Linked DNA regions of Homo sapiens: region 1 is linked to region 2. The links are chromatin contacts, found by Hi-C or POLR2A ChIA-PET in ENCODE. All regions are on one chromosome and are shown on one strand. The core of a region is the stretch at or near the end of the contact, and the rest is flanking DNA. Distances in the headings are between cores, read along the strand shown. Region 1 overlaps LOC100506403 (a long non-coding RNA gene). Region 2 overlaps RUNX1 (RUNX family transcription factor 1).

The links. A loop is a pair of places that touch in the nucleus more often than their neighbours do. ChIA-PET counts read pairs that join two places held with the same protein, here RNA polymerase II (POLR2A). Pooled maps may share reads with other maps.
Region 1: a loop to region 2 is called in a pooled map, with 4 times the contacts of the local background. The contact joins two enhancer-like sites. A Hi-C loop is called at or near these places in 2 of 50 pooled maps. POLR2A ChIA-PET finds 5 or more read pairs at or near these places in 3 of 52 experiments (PC-9, WTC11 and activated T-cell).

The regions. Positions count from the first base shown.
Region 1 is chr21:35,504,214-35,510,638 of GRCh38, reverse strand. All of the region lies in intron 1 of LOC100506403 (a long non-coding RNA gene), which reads left to right. Among named protein-coding and RNA genes, the nearest start is that of MIR802, 210 kb to the left of the region's middle. RefSeq lists enhancers at 1,931-2,451, 3,695-4,284. Within about 2 kb of position 2,063, at least 5 of the 41 ENCODE cell types and tissues checked have a DNase peak (open chromatin) inside an H3K27ac peak, as active enhancers do.
Region 2 is chr21:34,861,878-34,868,673 of GRCh38, reverse strand. The region is part of intron 5 of RUNX1 (RUNX family transcription factor 1); the gene reads left to right. All of the region lies in intron 1 of RUNX1-AS1 (RUNX1 antisense RNA 1), which reads right to left. Among named protein-coding and RNA genes, the nearest start is that of RUNX1-AS1, 29 kb to the right of the region's middle. RefSeq lists enhancers at 101-766, 767-1,434, 2,415-2,694, 2,735-2,904, 2,175-3,374. Within about 2 kb of position 3,018, at least 17 of the 41 ENCODE cell types and tissues checked have a DNase peak (open chromatin) inside an H3K27ac peak, as active enhancers do.

The DNA.
Region 1 (6,425 bases), core at 814-3,313, 640 kb before region 2:
GATAGGAAATCTTGTGTCATGGGAAGCTTAGGAATGCTATTTCATTTGGCTTTGGAGTTCATCGTTGTACTGTGAATGAGCTGCTTCTCTGGGGTGATGGCTTTCGTCTCCTTTTGCATTTCCTACTTCACATAGGTGGCATAGGATGCCATAAGCCTGTCTACACTTGCAAGGTTCTACTTTATGTGATTCATGCTAAGGTGTTCCCTTTGCCTGAAATTTGAGGATTCCATTCAGTTTGTGCTTGAATTACCTAGGAATTTGCTTCATTTCTTCAGTGTGCATCTCAGAAGAACCACACAGTTTGATATTTGGGGAAAAGTGCAGATATTTTCATTAATAATGTAACTAAGTTGACTGCTTTGTTCAAAGGGGGCAACCAAAACATGGAAAAGCCTTGCCTGAGTGAAGCTGGCTCATGAACAAGTCCTGGGAATGCTATTGGACTAGTGCCACGACAGACCGAATGTAGTTTAGAAACTGAATTGGGACACATATGGTTAATACCTCTTCGAATAAAGTATGCATTTATGCAACTATAAAAATGCAGGCTTTATGCAGAATGCCAGGTAACTACCTTCTAATTTAATATGGACTTTTCCCCGGGAAATCCAAAGTATTGGAGATTTATCATAAGCTGAAAATTACTAAAGAGAGAGCCATGCCTCTTCATGTACAACTCTTTCTGCTCATGTTTGCTTTGACATCAGGAAGAAGGAATTGTGGGTTTGAAATATGACCACCTGCATCTGTGTCTTTCTAAGGTACCAGGCACAGTTTCTTTTGTGTTATCTCATTCATTCTCACAACAACCCTGTGCAGCAGAAGGTATTTTCTCTGTTCTATCGATGAGGAAATCCATGCTCAGAAACTTTAATTGGACTCGGCGATGTTTCACAGTACAAGGTGGCAGAGGTTGGATTGGAACTCAGGACTGAAGATCCAAAAAACCATGACCTTTCTAATTGCTACCCTGCCTTTTGAGTTTTATGAATGCGGTTAAGGGAATTCTAGTTTCAGTATCTCATAAAACACCATCCAGGGCTAATTTTTCACTTCTGAAGAAAGTGAGAGAACAGATGGGAGCCGTCATGCCACCAGCCCTTACAAATGCCCCTTCTTGACTGCCCAACCCTGGTTTCATCCTCTATGTGACTTACAGCATGTCAATGGCATGCAGTGCTGGAGACAGCCTTAATATGGATGCTGGAAGTACTTTTTGATTTTGTAAAGCAGGCTTAAGGAAATACACCCATGCAGTGTGTGCATGCACACACACACACGTGTACATACATACCACACACATGCATGTGCACATACACATGCACACACACATGCTGCTCATATGTAATTTCTACTTCCTGTTAGGTCTTTACCAGGACTCTTGAACTACTCCTAGAGGGGTAGACATGGCTTAGTTATCAGTAAGTTCTGCAGTGTTGAGGGGAAGGGGAAGTTGGGTATGACGCAAGTGCAGGGGGGAGAATGGGAAAATTGTGTCTGACGATGGTTTACTTTTTGTAGCAGCTGAGAAAGTCACTGATGTTGCTGCCTCCTGTTGTTAAGTTAGAGCCCTCTCAAAATAGATCTTTTGATTTCTATTGCCTTTCAGGGTCCCCATACCTTGATTGGTGCTCAGTAGCCTGAAGACTTGTGTTTGAACAATGGATTCCTTAGTTGAGGGTTGGGAAAAACCTTAACAGCTATGGAGGCCAGCCCCTACCCACACCTTAATTTCAAGCCCCCTCTGAAAGTCCATACCAGATGGTAGAGCAGCCTAGGCTTGCAAATGTCCTGTAACTGGTCCTCACTACCTCCTGAGTCAACCAACATCATCTTTGACAGCTTCCTGTTTCAAAAATGTTTTCTTCATATTGAGTTGAAATGTGCCTCATTGCTTAACTTCCAACCAGGCATATATATTCTTTGGGCTGCAGTTTCTTGCCTTATAAAATGAGTCGGCTGGCCTCAGGACTGACCTATCCAGATGCACACGTTGTGCACTGCACAGCTCCAGGGGGCACCATTCATCTAGACTTTGAGGAGTCTGGCCTCTGGCTAGAATTGTGCAATGCCACGGCCCTGGTTTGCCACAATGACCTTTGTGTTTCTTTGTGACTCTCAAATTTGATGTCGGCCTCCAGATGGGGATATACGCTGCAAAGTAGTTCAGTTAGCACTAACAAGCTTTCAACGTCCTTGTTTGAGAAGAGCTGCCTGTTGTCACTAGAGCAGGCCACCCCTTGTTATTCACACCTTGTGGAGCTTAATTTCATTCAAGCGCCTACATGCAAATTAGATTTTTACCCTGAAGGCAAGGCGTCATCTGTTGTTTGGCCAACAACAGATGCTAAATGAAGAGGAAAGGAGAATGTGTACTTTTCTTTGAGAATCTATTATATTTCAGACTGTAATTATGTTTTTTTAAGAATTTTTTAAGTATCAGTTTTTAAGTATTAATAAAAATGTCATCTGAGTTATTTTTTCAGAATTGAAGGACATTGAAGGAGAATGATATTGGCAGATGTTTCCTTTCTGACCAATTATTAATTTTATAATAAAATACTATTATTTCCTAAGTCACTAATATATAGTTTGCATCATCTGCTCAAAGGGTAAGACTTGGGCAAACAAAATCAGGCACATATCCAGAAGATGTTCAACTTAATTTCTCATACCTCTTAAAACAACCTATCTGTATTACGTGACCATTATAAGTTCTTATCTTTTTTGTGAAAGGAAATTTGTTAGAAACTGAATTGGGACACATATGGTTAACACCTCTTTGAATAAAGTATGCATTTATGTAACTATAAAAATGTAGCCTGTATGCAAAATGCTATATAATTACCTTCTAATTTAATATTGACTTTCCCCCGGGAAATCCAAAGTATTGAAGGTTTATCATAAGCTGAAAATTATAGATTCCTGAGGAAGGTGATTGTTGCTAGAAATAGAATAATTTGGCCTTACGGTGGTTGGCATGAACAGTGCATCCTCTGCCCAGTTGGGTTTTTGGCGAAGTGGCAGTTTAAATTAAGCACTTGGGCACTGTGATGATGGACAGGCCCAGATGAAAAGATAGCTCTGGTTTTATGCTCAAGGCTTCATGTTTCCCACAAGATGAGGTATTTATTAACTAAGAGTCGCACCCACTTCACTTTTATTATTAAATGTTTGTAGAGCCTTCCTGAAAAGAATAATGCGGGTAGAATTTATACTGGGAAGGTTTCAACATCCCATAAAACTGACACTCTAGCACTTTGTAGAAAAGATGGGCCTGGGGAATGCAAGGAGGGAGAGGAAACTCTCCAAGATATAGATCTTGCTTAAAAGGGAGTTTCACCTCTGATAATTTAGGAGGTCAGAGGGCAGGTCTAAGTTCTCAGCCTCTGGATGTAAGAAGTGACCAGGAACAATAATGGGCAAAAGTGTGTGTGTGTGTGTGTGTGTGTGTGTGTGTGTGTGTGTGTGTGTGTGATACATTTAAAACACATTTACTCTCCCTTGTTTTCAAACACTTAAAAACATATTTTACTTTGCTGGCAAGAACAGATAGGGGATTTAAAGGCTTGGTAGTTTCTATGAATAGCAATGCTGAAATGTTAAAACAAAAGAATTCAAGGTGTTTCCCGTAACCCCCCTCTCCCCAGGGGCATCTTGGGTTAATAAATTAATCAAAACCAAGTGTGGGCTGCAGTGAAACTATATAAGGGTGGTATCTCCTTGGATCCAGCTGTACATACCGGTGTCAAAACAGCAAAAGCATCCAAAAATGATCTCAAGCTAGGATGAAGCCTTGATCCATCATTTTTCACCAAAACTAGTGAAACAAGTGAATAATGATTTGGGGACACTCTGGAACAAGAGTTATTAAGGACTGACACAGGCACATGTTACTCTAAGAGATAAAAATGAATGAAGCAGTTGCTCATCTTCAGGATGCCTCCTCCCTCCACCCTATACGCAGAGACTATTATCCTTCTCCCCAATACACCACATACTCTTTTTGTTTTTCCCTTGGAGACCCAATGACAAGCCACAGGATATCTATTAGCATACATTAAAATAAGAACCATCGCTTGCAATCTCTACTTTGGTTGGGACCAGTCCAACATCCTAGCAAAAATCTGCCAAGTTTCTCTCTCCTGGAATTCAGACATTTAATCAATGACACTTGCTTTGCCAAGGTTGTAAAAATAAAACAACTCTCAAAGTGCTAAACCTCCATTTCGTTCTGCAAATGCTTCAGTTAATGATGGAAACATACAGAACCAGAGGCTAATAGAGTAGAAAAGAATTGCACGTGTGTGTGTGGGCACATAGCAAATGTTAGCATGGCAAAACATGAAAAATAGGCACAACGAAAAAGATGTTAACACAGAGTCCCAGCTAAATTTACATAAATTTACATTCCTGATTATTTCAAAAGTGTTATCTTATATAAAACTTCTGATTCCAAATTACAAAAAGTAGCTGTTTCTTTTTGTTTATTTTATTTATTAATTATTTAATTTTGAGACAGGGTCTCACTCTGGGGCCCAGGCTGGAGTGCAGTGGTGTGATCTTGGCTCACTGCAGCCTTGACCTTCTGGGCTTAAATGATCCTTTCTCTTCAGCTTCCAGAGTGGCTGGGACTACAAGCGTGTACCACCACACCTGGCTAATTGTTTTTATAGAGAGGGGGTTTCGTCATGTTGCCCAGGCTGGTCTCGAACCCCTACGCTCAAGCGATCCACCCGCCTTGGCCTCCTGAAGTGCTGGGATTACAGGAGTCAGTCACCACATCCAGCCAAGAGTAGCTGTTTTTTCTATATGTTGAACTTACACTAATTAAAATATGTTGATATATGACATATGTATGTACCTTATGAAGTCTTTTTTATGTGGCCATCGTACTGTTTTGTATCCCAGCATAAACATGTTATTTAACATAAAGGCATAGCACATAGTGACACACAAGATGTGCTCCCAGAAATGAAAAACACTATAGTTTCTAACATTCAAAAGCCAGCTATCATCATAATTTGCTCTTGATGGACAGAAATAACAATTTGCCTATATTTCGTGCTCAATGTGCACGAGTGCAGAGGGACTTAGCTTATGGGACATCGAATCATAACAGACTGGGCAGACTTCTCGTCATGATCTTTCAGCATGTGGGATAGGCTGTTTGTTCCTTTTATTAGGAATACAGCTTTATTAAAACAGAGAAAGGGAGATGTAACCCCGGGATACACAGGCTGTGTCAGTTTCAAAGTAGGTTCTGCAGCTCCCTAGGTATAGGAACCATCCATGGCAAGCCAGACATCCGGAAGGGTTGAGCCCTTGGTGCTACAGTCTCCCGGGGCTTGAGCAGGATTGCTGGTTAACTGGCTCTGCGGTGCACAGCACCTGTGGGGCTTGTGGGTCCCTCAGCCCCAGGTTCCAGCCTCCGGAGCCAGGGATGCAGCTGGACACAGTAATGCACTTCTAGCTCTCACTGATTGAGATTAAATAAAAGCAGGAGGTGGGGATGCATTATTCATGATTTTCTTTGTAATGGAATCCAGAGCACTTTTGAAGGCTCTATACTTTGATACTTGCTCCTGGCAAAAAAAAAAAAAAAAGAAAAAAAAATTAAGTTAGGGAGAAGAGGAGGAATAGATGTTGTTAGATATGTACTGCTTGCCTGGCTTACTGCAAGAATTCTTTCTGTCTGAGACCACCAGACAGTGGCTTGCCTCCAAAGAAGCCTTGTTGTGGCTTATAAAAGGTATGGAGACCTGTTTTAAAAATCAGGAGAATTTTTCCAGGTACAGAAAGGTACAAATTTTAACTCTAATATAAAGGATAGGCTTCTTTTTGACGTCTACTGATAAAAATAAGTAAATAAATTTTTCAGTTTATTATACACTTCAGAGGAACACTTAGGGCAGTTCCTTCACAAGAGAAGAGAGAACTGAAATGCATAGTCCCTGAGCTTTTTCTCCAAATTTACACACACTTCGCTTCAGCAGAAGCCAGCTGCAGATCCCACCCAGGTTCCTACGCTTCTAGCACTGACATACTCTGTACAGCGGTGTCACTTGCAAATTAGTCTTAGATTGACACCTTAAATGTGCAATGTCATCCCATTTCTCTTTGGAAGGAGACTTTCCAAGATACTAAACCACTCTTTTGTACCAAAGCTCCCACGAAATCATACAAAGAGCTGGAAGCTATATCCCGTTTGCACAAAGGTTTTGCAATATCTCCATGGAGGAACTTTATGGATTCGTGGGAGTAAAATAAAAGGAATGGAGGATGTGTGGGAAGTTTGTGTTGGAAGACATTTGTCTAGCCCAGTAGTGATTAAAATATTATAAATTGTGTTTTGTCTGGGTGGCTCCTTTGGTTTCCGATGTTATTCCTGTTTAATGTTGGCGGCTGAGGGTGGAGGTGGG
Region 2 (6,796 bases), core at 1,769-4,268:
AGAGGTACAGAACCTGGTGAAGGTTCAGAGGGTCTCCCTGGACCACTTGTCATTCACTTGAGACCTGCAGGTGACAAGGAGACTAACCCGGTGGAGGCATGAAGAATCATGTCCCAGCAGAGAAAGCAGAGTGAGGAAGGAGCACCTGGCCTGTTGGGAGCTGAGAGATGCTCCAGTGGCGGTGGTTGGGGAGTGATGGCGGGGAGCCTTACAGAGAGATAGGGCGGGGATTGCCTTAACATCCACGTTGGGAATTTGGTCTGATCCTAATGAAATGGAGAACCACTTATAACTAACTCCAGATACAAATTGTGGAAAGATACTTGGCTTACAGTTTAAAGAATGGAAAGGACATTTGGAGGGTGCGTGGGGAGCTTAGAGACCCATCCAGAGACTGAAAGCTCTCCTTTCTCCTTTCAAGCAGCGCCAGGCATGTGTATATCCAGCTTGCAAGGACCCCATTTGGTAGATGGCACTGTACCTAGAAGTCAGCTCCCTCCTCAAGCTTGCCTCAAGCTTCCCTCTCTTCCCTCTCTACCTCCACACTCACCTGCCTTTCTTCCTACCTGCAGTGGCAAGTGCTGCAAGGCTGGTGAGCAGGAGCTGACGCCCCCCAAGCCTTCCTTCCCTGAAGAATGTCCATGCCTCAGGCCTCCCAGCTGCAGCTCTGTGTGGCCTTGGGCTGTGTGTTTGAGGCACCCGGCTAGGGGCACTATCGGAATCAGGAGGAGGCCAGGCCCAGGAGGTCACTTTGGTCACTTGCCCTGTGTGACCCCAGCCCAAACACACAGCCTGATGGATGAGTGAAGACTGGTAAATCTGGTGGCTGTCCTTGGGGGAAGCACAGGGCAGCAGGTGTGGCCTTGGTCTCCAGGGGGCTGCGAATTCAGGGTTTTGGGGTGTTTTGGTTAAAACTTGGTTCCCCAGCTGAGATCCTAGGGAACTGTGGTATCAAAAGGAAAAGGAAGATTAGAAAGGGAAAATGAAATCTCAGGAAAGGAAATGCAAGATTGCATGAGAACATCATGGTGTTTTGTGGGATAGGTGATATTCTGCCAAATAAAGAGGCCCGCCCCTCCACTCCTTTTGCAAACCTGAGCTTTTCCCCTGCCTGCAGTTGAGCCCAGCATACCTGTGCCTTGGAAAAAGCAAGCTATGCCTTCCAAGTGAAATTCGACGTTGTAAAGGACTGGCTGTCAAACTGAAAGTTTGCAGAGTGATTCATTGATTTTTAGAGACAGGGTCTTACTCTGTCACCCAGGCTGGAGTGCAGTGGCGTGATCTCGGCTCACTGCAACCTCCGCCTCCTGGGTTCAAGTGATTCTTGTGCCTCAGCCTCCCAAGTAGCTGGGACTGCAAATGTGTGCCACCATGCCCAGCTAATTTATTTTATTTTATTTTTTATTTTTATTTTATTTTATTTTATTTTTTATATTTTTGGTAGCAATGGGGTTTCACCAAGCTGCCCAGACTGGTCTTGAACTCCTGAGCTCTAGTGATCCTCCCGTCTTGGCCTCCCAAAGTGCTGGGATTACAGGCATGTGCCACCATGCCTGGCCTCATTTATCAAACTTTTCTTTATTGCCTCAGAATAGAAGATACAAAGATGAATAAAATTCTGTCCCTGTCCTCAAACAACTCATTTTCATAGAACATCTCCAGAGAAAATGCTTTGCATGTCTTCGGTTTTCTCCAAGTAAAACAGCTATTTTTCAAACAATCCATAATTCCAAACAAATGCCATTTCCATGGAAAACTGAGTTCTATATTCTAAGGACCTGATTTTCAGTCTGACTTTTGAGGGTAGTCCTGGTGCCAGTAGCTTAGGCCTCAAGTCTGCATTTTGCATGTGTGATGTGAGTGCGATTGGATCAAGCAATCTGCAAATACAGGCACTTTGCACACAAGTATATACAGTACGCCGACATCTTAATTCAATTCAGCATGGAGAATCAGGAAATTATGTGCAAGTTGAAGGATTTGTATCCCGTCCAGAAATCCCCAAATAAATTAATTATACAACTCCACTGTCAAAAATAGTGGCAAATGTTTGGGTAAGGAAATGGAAGAGGAGCATAAGCATGAATTTTGGCTGTTAGGTTGTTCCAGTGGAAAAGTGAGAAATCAAAATTAAAAATACTTCATAAAAAATACTCCAAATGCAGACTACTCCTGGAATCCGAGGGTACGTTAATTTTTATACTTAGTTATCCGCAATTAAAATTAGACCCAAAGCCATCTATTGTAAAAGGAGAAATCTCCCTGCAACCTTTCAGGATCTTGTGGGATTTCCTGAATTTGCAAAGAGCAGAACCTGAGCCTTCACTGACTCTCTTGGTTTTTAAAAGCTGCGATGTTTTTCTTTTATTTTTCCTTTCTCACTCTTTGGGCGTTTCAAGACTCTGGGCACAACTGGCTTTCCTGCAGACAAACACAAGAGTGAAAAATGTTGCGATTGTGTTTCCTAAGGACTCTGAGCCCCCAGGGCAGACGGCTCCTTTGTGTCTGCAGCCTTCCTTTGCGTGACAAAGGGCAAGTTTCACATCCCCTGAAACTGTCCCCAAAAGAAGAAGATGACTCATGCTTACAGACCTACACTAAGGAGAGTGACAGGAACAGAGTCTGCTGCAGAGCCAACTCAGGTAGACCGGGGATACCTGCAAACTAGACCTGAGGAGGCCGAGTCACAACAGGAGTCGGGGCTCGCCCGTCAGACACGGGGTGTTATAGGAGGATTCTGCTCTGATGTGGCCTGGATGCACTTTTAAATATGTTCTTCACACCTAGGCAAGAAATGACCCCGAGCTGCATGTCTTTTTGCTTTGTAATCTCCTTGCCACCCTCAGCTCTTTGGGGAGCAGTGTGCACATTTGAAGCAATCCTGAGGTTTAGCCACTTCCCAGATGTGGTGAGGAAGTGGAGAGTGCGCTGGGCCATGCGGAACTGCAGGTTCCAGCCGTGGCTTTATTTGACCACAATTGGCTGTCAGAGTTCACCAGCCCCAGGGCCGCCAACGTCAAGACTAATCAAGCCTAGACCTGGGGCCTCCCCGCTGACTGGCCCTGGGGAGTGTGTCATGGCAGCGAGTGTCCAGGAAGACTCACCCCTTGACCTTCTTCCCAACTAAATAAAGCAGTTAGTATTTTGCCCTGGCATTTGGATGGACACACTGGCGTCGAGGGAGACAACACATGTTGCAGTGAGGAGCACTGGCCTGGCTTGTTTACATAGCATATCAGCCACTCACAGTTGTGCCTTACAAAGGTCGCCAGCTGGCGGGGCAGGAGTGAACTTGAACTTGAAGTTCAAGTTGCGTTTAGGCCTGGTAGCAGCCCCATCACCTGCTGAACACACACACACACACACACACACACACACACACACACACACACACGCACAAAACCCCTCCTCATGTCAGACGTCAGTGCCTACTTCATCCCCAGCTCCTTCTTACGGGATCTGTCACAGCTCTGGTCTTTGTGGAATCACCTTTATCATGTCTTTAATGATCATTCCACTGACATTTACTGAGACCTTTCCCTGTGCTCTGCTTGTATATTCAGCATTCCATTTAACCTGCAGAACAATGCTACGAGATGGAATGACTGTTATTAACCCCCTTTTACAGATGACAAAGCTGAGGCCCCAGAGAGGTCAAGTAACTTGCCTGAGGTCACACAGCTAGCAAGTGGCAGAGCGAGGTTTTGAACCTAAGTAGGTTGCCTTGAGAGTCCACACTGAATGAATCACCACTGTGTTTCCACCTTCATGGGATTTTATATGGAATTCTTCTCTCTCACTGCTTCCAAGCCTACATCAAGACAAACCTCATCTGCCCTGTTGTTTTTTGTTCTCACCTTCTTATTCAGTATGAGTGTCGTTTGGTGCTTCTAATGGTCTTCTAATGGTCCTCCTGGAACCCAAGCCCTGGCTGGAACTGATGCTGCTGTGGTGGTCAGGGTTCAGTGAGCAGGAGGAAGGACTTGGTGTTTACCCCTTGTTTACCCCTTTCCTTGGCTTCCTTCCATGCAGGCCACCCTGTGACCCCGTGGTGGCCCCCTCTGGAACCAAGAGCTGCCGACTTCCAGCAGCACACACAGGATCAGTGCTGGGGCCATCTGTGCACTGACCAAAGCCTCTGCTGGCCTCACCAGACCAAGGCCAGTGAGTGCTTCAGGGAGCCTTGGATCCTCCAGGCTGCCAACAGAAACACCGGCCCTCTCGGCAGCAGCCCCATCCTTCCACCCCTGCACTGGGTCCTGAAAAGCCCATTTTGGGGCCGTTGCTATTTAGCCAACCTGCCCTCCCTTGCTCTCCTGTGATTTCTCACTATTCCGGCTGCAGCTCGCTGGGAGAAACACTTGAGAGTCTTTTGTGCTCCACACCCATGTACTTAAAATACCAGGCCTATAGGTCATTTCAATGAGGGAATTTGGCTCATAACACGTGTGCCCCGAGGCACAGATCCTACTTCTGCAGATGCTGGCCAAGAAGGGCTGTGTCCCAGCCGCCATGGGGTGGGGCCACAGAGAGGGCAGGGCCACGTGGAGGGCAGAGCATGTGGCTCCTGTCAGGTGCGCCCGTTGCTGACTGCAGCCCAGTATCAAGGCTCTGCTGGGTCTCATTGGAAGAATACAAAGGACGTGTAAGGCAGTTTTCGTGCTGTGGAAAAATGTCACCTACACCTGTGAAGAAGTCATCACTGTGTCTGTAAGATAATAAGCAAATGTCCTTGTACCCAAAGCTGTAAACAAGAGCCCTTTGTGAGGGAGAACCACATGACTGGCCAAAACGCCCCACCTACTAGTGTGTGCTCGGTGGAAATGTCTTGTGACTGTGCTTAAAATGAAGGGCATGATTGGGAGGCCAAGGTGGGCGGATCACAATGTCAGGAGTTCGAGACCAGCATGGCTGACATAGTGAAACCCCATCTCTACTAAAAATACAAAAAATTAGCTGGGTGTGGTGGTATGCACATGTAATCCCAGCTACTCGGGAGGCTGAGGCAGGAGAATCGCTTGAACCCGGGAGGCAGAGGTTGCAGTGAGCCGAGATCACGCCATTGCACTCCAGCCCAGGAGACAGTGCAAGACTCCATCTCAAAAAAAAAAAAAAAAAAAAAAGATGGGCATGAAATAATGAGAATTCAGATAATGACCATTCATTTCACAAATTATCACTTTGATTAAGTTTTACTCCTGATTATATAGGTTAGTCTGTGGTTTACCAGATGGGGTGTCATGAGTGCTCAACTGCCAGAGGCCCAAACGCAGCTCAGTAAGAAAATGCTTTTGAGCTATAACCCAGGTTGAGTACCATTGGTACATTAGAATCACAGAGTCAGATTTTACTTTTTGGGGCAGTGGTAGGTGTGGATAAAGTATCTCCAGTCCAGATTTCTTGTACTGGTGCTATTGGGTTTGCGGGTGGAGATTTATGACCTCAGGGATAATAACCGGAAGAACAGTGAGTAGAAAGCTCAGGGATATGAGTTTTGCTGTATATCAAAGCTGTGTGACTTTGGGAAAATTACTTAACCTTTCTGGGCCTTAGCTTTGCTACCTATTCATCAAGAACAATAAAATCCATCTTGTTTATTTCATGAGATTGGTGTGAGGACCAAATGAAATAGTATATGGGAAGGTGTTTAAAAAGTTGTAAGTTCTACACGACTTAAAAATGCCAGTATTATGAATGCAACCATTCTTTGTTGTCATTTGGGTAGTCGTGGATAGCGTGGTGGTAGGAGAGCCACTATCGGAGCAAGACTGTTCCAGAGGGTAAAACACACGCGTGCCTGTAGAGCAGTTGTCACTGGTAGAGCCATGATGGGAGCTCTTACTACATTGCTATTTGTACTGAGTTAAATAGTGTTCTCCAAAAAGTGTATGTCCACCTAGAACCTTAAAATATGGCTTAAGGTCTTTACAGGTGTAATCGAGATAAAGTCATACTGGACTTGGGTGGGCCATAAGTCCAATGACTGATGTCCTTCTAAGAAGAGGGAGGGGACACCCAGTAGGAAGACAGTCATGTGAAGATGGAGGCAGAGGCTAGAGTGCTGCAGCTGCAAGTCAGGAAACGCCAAGAAATGCTGGCCACCATCCGAAGCGAGAAAGAGGCAAGGATCCTCCCTAGAGCCCTCAGGGGGAGTGTGGCCCTGCTGCCACCTTGATTTGGGACTTCTGACTTCCAGAATTGTGAAAGTCTTAATTTCTATTGTTGTAAGCCACCCAGTTTGTGATAATTTATTACAGCAGCCCCAGGAAACAAATACAGTATTTTTATGAAGTCACTGAGGTGCTAGAGTTGTAGGCAACAGAAGAATCACACGTGGACCTGCCCGCCTGCACATGGCTATGGGCATCTCAGGCCAGCTGCATTCTTGGAAGATGAAATCAGAGAGTTGAAAGGGACATTGCATGCATCCCATGAACCCCCCTCATTTTGCTGATGAGGAAACTGAGATCTGGAGAGGTAAAATCGTTTGTATTGCATCCCCAAACTTGTAACTCTCTTGCTGAAAGAACCACCTCAGTCTCTCTCTCTCTCTCTCTCATACACCCACATGCACCCCTAGACCTACTCAGGACTGGGACAATGGCATTATCTATTGTTGTGTCCTCAAGGGACTTTTTTTTTTTTAATTTTAAATACCCCCTCTCTCCTAAAGCCCCTTCCCACTTGCACCCTTTCCCACCTTTCTGTGAGGGCTACATGGGTATATAGAAAAGGGTCCCCACCTTCTGGGAGACTAGGTCTACACAGCCGCAAACTGCATTCAGTATGACACCCT